2 separate regions of the Homo sapiens genome follow, and region 1 is linked to region 2. The links are chromatin loops, found by intact Hi-C in ENCODE. Cell type or tissue: heart left ventricle. All regions are shown on one strand. Each heading gives the region's core, and the rest is flanking DNA. Links, peaks and the distances in the headings are about the cores only.

Region 1 (2,920 bases), core at 247-2,746, 60 kb after region 2:
AACGGCTTTTGAGGAAGCAGCATTTCCAACTTGACATTAACGGTTGGGCTGAATGTTGCCTCTTATAGAGGCAACAATGCCCACTGGATTTTAACTTCTCAGTTCCTGAACCACTAATAAGTTATTTCAGTTACATTTAATAAATCCTCCTTATGCTTCTTTTCAAATAATTCTTGGAAAATTGTGTTTGAATATATTGCAGAAGATGGGGGAAAGGTGAAAGAGAAATTAACAGTCATCCTGAATGATTATCAAGTGACGTGGTATAACAATATTTGCTAACTCCATGTCAACATAGCAAGGCCAGATGGCTTAGTTTTGTTTCAGTAACATATATCATGTGGTAATAGATTGATAAAGGGTTGATTTGTATAATTACTTTTAGACCTTGACTTCAGAAGTAAGCAAGGTTGTTATCAAGAAAAAAACAACCCAGCTCTTAACATATTCATTTGAATTGATAACTGGCACAAACCCATGAAGGGGATACAAGGTGGCAGGACTATTTGCAGGAGCAGATACCAGCTTCTAATAAAAGCATACCACATTCCTTAAGTTCCTGTAAATTGGAAACTAGGGTCCCTAATAGCATCAGTGGCAGCATAAATTCAATGCTTAGATGACAGCTGAAACCCCAATGTTGGATTTATACACCCAAATATCAAGCTAACTTTCAGGGCTGGTATTTTCACACTGATGTGAGAATGACAAGTTTTATTGGCATCAAAAACAGAGTAGCCTGGGGAAGAATCTCATCAAGTGAGAGCAAAGAATCTAGAGTCTTCATTATACTTCAATGAAATGTTTGAATCTTCTTTTGTATCCTACTACTAACAGACAGCAACATGGCTTGTTTTGAACTTTACCTATTTTATTTGTCTGCTCATAAGCAAGAGAGCACAATAGCCCAACAAGCAAGTACGAGTTGGCTCTTGGCTCTAAAGACCAGCAGCTGCAGCTTCCTCTCTAAAGGTGATCACATCTTAAACAATGTAGCAGAGCTGGGGGCAGCAGTCAGGAAATGGGAGGGTGGGCTTTGTGTGAGCAAAGGCTTTGGTTTGTTTAAGAGTTCAGGATATAGATTTGAAGATTATGGTCTCTTTGAACAGTGGCTACAGGCCACATATGAAATAATCTCCGTAATTTTCATGTGTACCTGGCGAGACAAAGTCATGAATTTCAAACTTGATTTTTCCCCACAGACCTACTTGCTCCTTTTGAAAAGTGCTGGGACTGGGAGGTCCAGGCAACATTCATGCTTTTGTTGTTTTTTTTTTAATTACCAGTTGATTCTGATTTGTGAAGACCTTTGCAGACTGCAGCTGTTAGTGGAAAGGGAACAGGAATGAGCTGAACTTTTATGTCCATGTATCGAATATAGATAATAACTCTTGCCCTCCATACTTAACAGCTAACAGCAACTGTTTAATAAAACATTAGGTATTATGTGCCAGGCACTGTCCTAAGAGCTTTACATGTAATAACCACAAAAATCCTTTTTTTTTTTTTTTTTTAGACGGAGTCTCGCTCTGTCATCAGGCTGGAGTGCAGTGGCACAATCTCGGCTCACTGCAACCACTTGACTCCCTGGTTCAAGCGATTCTCCTGCCTCAGCCTCCCGAGTGGCTGGGATTACAGGCGTGAACCACCAAGCCCAGCTAATTTTTGTATTTTTAGTAGAGATGGGGTTTCACCATGTTGGCCAGGGTGGTCTCAATTGCCTGACCTTGTGATCTGCCCGCCTCGGCCTCCCAAAGTGCTGGGATTACAGGCATAAGCCACTGTGTCCGGCCCCACATAATTCCATTTTAAGGTAGGAAACTCATTCACAGAAGGGTTAAGTAACTTGTCCACGGACACAGTTAGGGCTTGGATTTAAAGCTAGACAGTGTGGCACTAGGGATCATGTTTTCAACCATTATTTATAACCTTATAAGGAATATAATAAAAACATGTATCCAAAAAGTATTTTACTTTGAGAAGTTAAAAGTTCTAAGCAGCTGCTGAATTAAGTTCCTGGAGGAAAAGTAGGCTTCTAGACAGTACTTGCTACATAATAGCTGATTACAAACAACTTTACTCAAAGGACTTGAAATCTGATCTTTGCTGTTTCTCTCAAATGCTGACTCTGGCCTACTGAAGTATTAAAGTGACTCCTTTGGCAACTGAAAATAAAGAAAGGAACTCTTTGCAGACCAGGTGCCTCACACACAGGGCTTGGCACCCAGGTGATATGTAAATGTTGGCTGACTTAAACGCCTTCCAATCAAAGGCATTTTGAAATGTGCTATTCATATTTCACAAAATGGCTTGAATATAAACTATTCAGAATGTCAAAACAAAGGGGCATGTGGCAAGTTAAGGAAATTAAAGAGAAATGGAGTACAAATGGAATATTAAACCTTTTACATTCAAAGTGAAGAACCTGGTTGCATACCCTAAAAATCCTCTTTCCTGGCTTAGCAAGGGATGAACTTTGGGGATCAAGTAAGCCTATTCTTTAATAACACAATATCTCTCATTTGTGATGTATATGCTTGCTGCAGGCATACCAATATAAACAAGCTGCTTAATATGCTCAGGTGATTTCTTTTTTAAAGGCTGAATTTATCTTATATCATTTCTTAACAACCCCTACACTTTTTAGCTTGCACTCAAACACAGCTCAGAAATAAAACAGGTTTTGCTACCACTTTAGGGAACAAAATGGTTAACTTATAACAAGCTGGGGTCGTATTCCAGGCATCAAAGCATTAAACTTAACTCAAGTCCAACAAAATGTGTTCAGCCTGCCTATAACTTCCAACCAATATCTAAAGAACTGATGCATAATCCAATTTTTTTACCATAATCCCTGAGAATTTTATGAGTAATGGGTTAATTGGTAATGTGGCATGATCCAAACCTAGGGCAGGCAAAG
Region 2 (2,920 bases), core at 222-2,721:
GCTCAGTAAAATGTTAGCTATTAAATGCTGAATGTAGATATATACACATAGAAACAAAATATCCTCAGGTGAGGCTGGGCGCTGTGGCTTATGCCTGTAATCCCAGCACTTTGGGAGGCTGAGGTGGGTGGATCACGAGGTCAGGAGATCGAGACCATCCTGGCTAATACGGTGAAACCCTGTCTCTACTAAAAATACAAAAAAATTAGCTGGGTGTGGTGGCACGCACCTGTAATCCCAGTTACTCGTGAGACTGAGGCAGGAGAATGGCATGAACCCAGGAGGCGGAGCTTGCAGTGAGCCGAGATCATGCCACTGCACTCCAGCCTGGGGGACAGAGCAAGACTCCATCTGAAAAAAAAAAAAAAAAATATATATATATATATATATGTCTCCTCAGGTGGAGAGATTCCAAAATGAGTGGCAGGGTTACAAAGTTGGTTTTTTTTTTTTCTGTACAGTTTTCTTTGTTTCTAAATATTTCTTTGTTTTCTAAATATTCTGTAATGAACGTATACTACTTTTATAAGTAGAGAAAAATGTGAAACAGTATTTAACAAAAAATAAGCTTTTCTGTTAAAGGAAAGAGAAAGAAAAGGCATTTTTAGTCTGTTTTGTGCTACTATAACAGGATACCACAGACTGGGTAATTTATAAAGAAAGGAAATTTGTTTCTCACCGTGCTAGAGGCTGGGAAGTCCAAAATCAAGATGCTGGCTCCTTTTGGGGGCCTTCTTGCTGCATCCTCACGTGGAAAGCAGAAGCGCAAGAGAGAACCAATTTCCTCTTCGAATCCCTTTATTAGGATACCTAATCCCATTCAAGAGGAGGAGCCCTCATAGCATAATAATCTCTTAAAGGCCATGCCTCTTAATTCTATCACATTGACAACACCTGATTTTTGGAAGGGACCCATTTAAGCCATAGAATTGGGCAATAGCTACAGGGTATAGGATTAATGTTTCATGTGCTCATGATGAGACTTCCTATTCACAGTTTTTGGGAAAGATCCTGAAAGGAGTCGAGGGTGACAACTGATGTAATGATTTTTTTTTTTTTTTTTTTTTTTTTTTTGAGACAGTGTCTTGCTCTGTCGCCCAGGTTGGAGTGCAGTGGCGCGATCTCGTCTTACTGCAAGCTCCACCTCCCGGGTTCACGCCATTCTCCTGCCTCAGCCTCCTGAGTAGCTGGGACTACAGGCGCCCGCCACCACGCCCGACTAATTTTTTGTATTTTTAGTAGAGACGAGGTTTCACCGTGTTAGCCAGGATGGTCTCCATCTCCTGAACTTGTGATCCGCCCGTGTCGCCCTTCCAAAGTGCTGGGATTACAGGCGTGAGCCACTGCACCCGGCAGTAATGATGTTTTTGTGAGGAAAAAGGAAAGCATGAATGTGGTGTGGGGAATTAGTCTTTAATAGGACATCTCTTCCTGTGACTGGGGAAGAAAGAATTTGTGAGTAGGTATAAATACAATAATTTGTAGGTGCAGAAACAGGAGGTTGAGGAAGTTCATGACTGATAGCCTTGATGTTAATCACTGAAGCCAGCAAGGCTGTCCACTGAGAGGCGGGAGTCTGAATATCCACAGAGGGATGAAGGAGGAAACTGACACACAGCTGCATTGCCAAACAGCGCTGACAGCCTGGTGCTGCCTGGAGACGTGACTCTGCTACGGCCCTGACCTAGGTCACCCCCAGTGCAGCAGATGCAGCCATGGTTCTGTCATACCGTTCTCGCGTGCTTGTGGCTTGCTCTAGATCCTTAATTGGGTTGCTTCCCATGGGAATTCCACTCCTTCTCCCTCTCACATACAGAAATCCTACTCAGTCTGCAAGGCTAGCTCAGGTTTGTTTATTCAACTATTCAGATATTAATTCATCCAGTTTCCAGCTGGTCTTTCAGAACCCCATGGCTTCTGGGTTCAGGAACTTGCAAAAGCTCCATCTCTGTCTTTTCTCTTTGATACCTGTGCTATCTGATCATGAAAGAGTCGTTTCAGGACAGAGGGCTTGCCTTGAAGTCTGACTTCCTGATGATTTTTGATTGGGGGCCAGTATTATATTCAGTCTGTGTGTGAGTGTACATGTGCTTCCTTTACTTCTGCTATTAGGGGTTTAATTTACTGGAGGGGAAGCACCTGTAATCCCTGTTTGGAAAAATGTCTGCTTAATGGCAATTCTCCCGGATGTGACCCACTTGATAATAAAAGTTCCAGTGGAATTGGGTCTCTCTGTAGCCCAGTTCATGTGAAGATATAATCAGGGATTTGGCCAGCTATTTGGAAGTGGCTGTGTCCTCCAGATAGCTTCATCCTAACCATACCTATTCTTCGATTTTATCAAGATCTCCAGCACTTCCACTCCTCCATTTTCTACCAACTCGGTGCATCTCCTGGCACATTTTTCTTGTACAACCCGCCTGAAACCCATGGCATATTTTCTGGCATTCTCGGTATCCAAGCTCCCTCATCTTCCTGTCACATCTGGTTTACAGATTATCAGCTGTGATTAATCCTGACATTCCTCCTGCTTCTTCACCAAGGCTACTGGGCCCTTCATCAGGGTCTAGGCTTTGGCTCCAGCATGGCCAGCAGCAATTAGTGAGGGAAGAATTTAGTCCTGATGTCACTGGTGGGAATCAGTGGGGCAGCAGAACCAAGGACTGGCTCCAGAGTGGCCAGAATACTGGTTACATCCAGGAAGATTGGGCAAATATATAAATGTACAGAGGATAATGAAAGCTGATTCTCTCACTGTGAATGAAGAGAGTTACAAATATGGAAAGGGTCCTGCTGAGGAGCACCAAAGGAAATAAAAGTTAAAATTAAAAAGACAAAAATGGAAAGGGGAAGGCTAAAATAAACCCTGTGATGTTGGATTGGAATTGGAGGCATTGGTGAGGGCTCATGGTTTTTAGTA

Evidence for each region. A loop is a pair of places that touch in the nucleus more often than their neighbours do. Peaks named below come from ENCODE experiments on the same cell type or tissue, not always from the same donor. Only the 100,000 strongest peaks of a DNase experiment are listed, where the experiment ranks them.
Region 1: a loop joins it to region 2, with 7 times the contacts of the local background. A loop is called at or near these places in 6 of 110 quality-filtered maps.

The regions. Positions count from the first base shown.
Region 1 is chr1:212,105,757-212,108,676 of GRCh38, reverse strand. No RefSeq gene overlaps it. Among named protein-coding and RNA genes, the nearest start is that of MIR3122, 30 kb to the right of the region's middle. In heart left ventricle, for the core only: no CTCF peak of the experiment used is centred there; no DNase peak of the experiment used is centred there; H3K27ac peaks cover 317 bases.
Region 2 is chr1:212,166,025-212,168,944 of GRCh38, reverse strand. No RefSeq gene overlaps it. Among named protein-coding and RNA genes, the nearest start is that of MIR3122, 90 kb to the right of the region's middle. In heart left ventricle, for the core only: no CTCF peak of the experiment used is centred there; a DNase peak (open chromatin) is centred at 1,674; H3K27ac peaks cover 1,038 bases.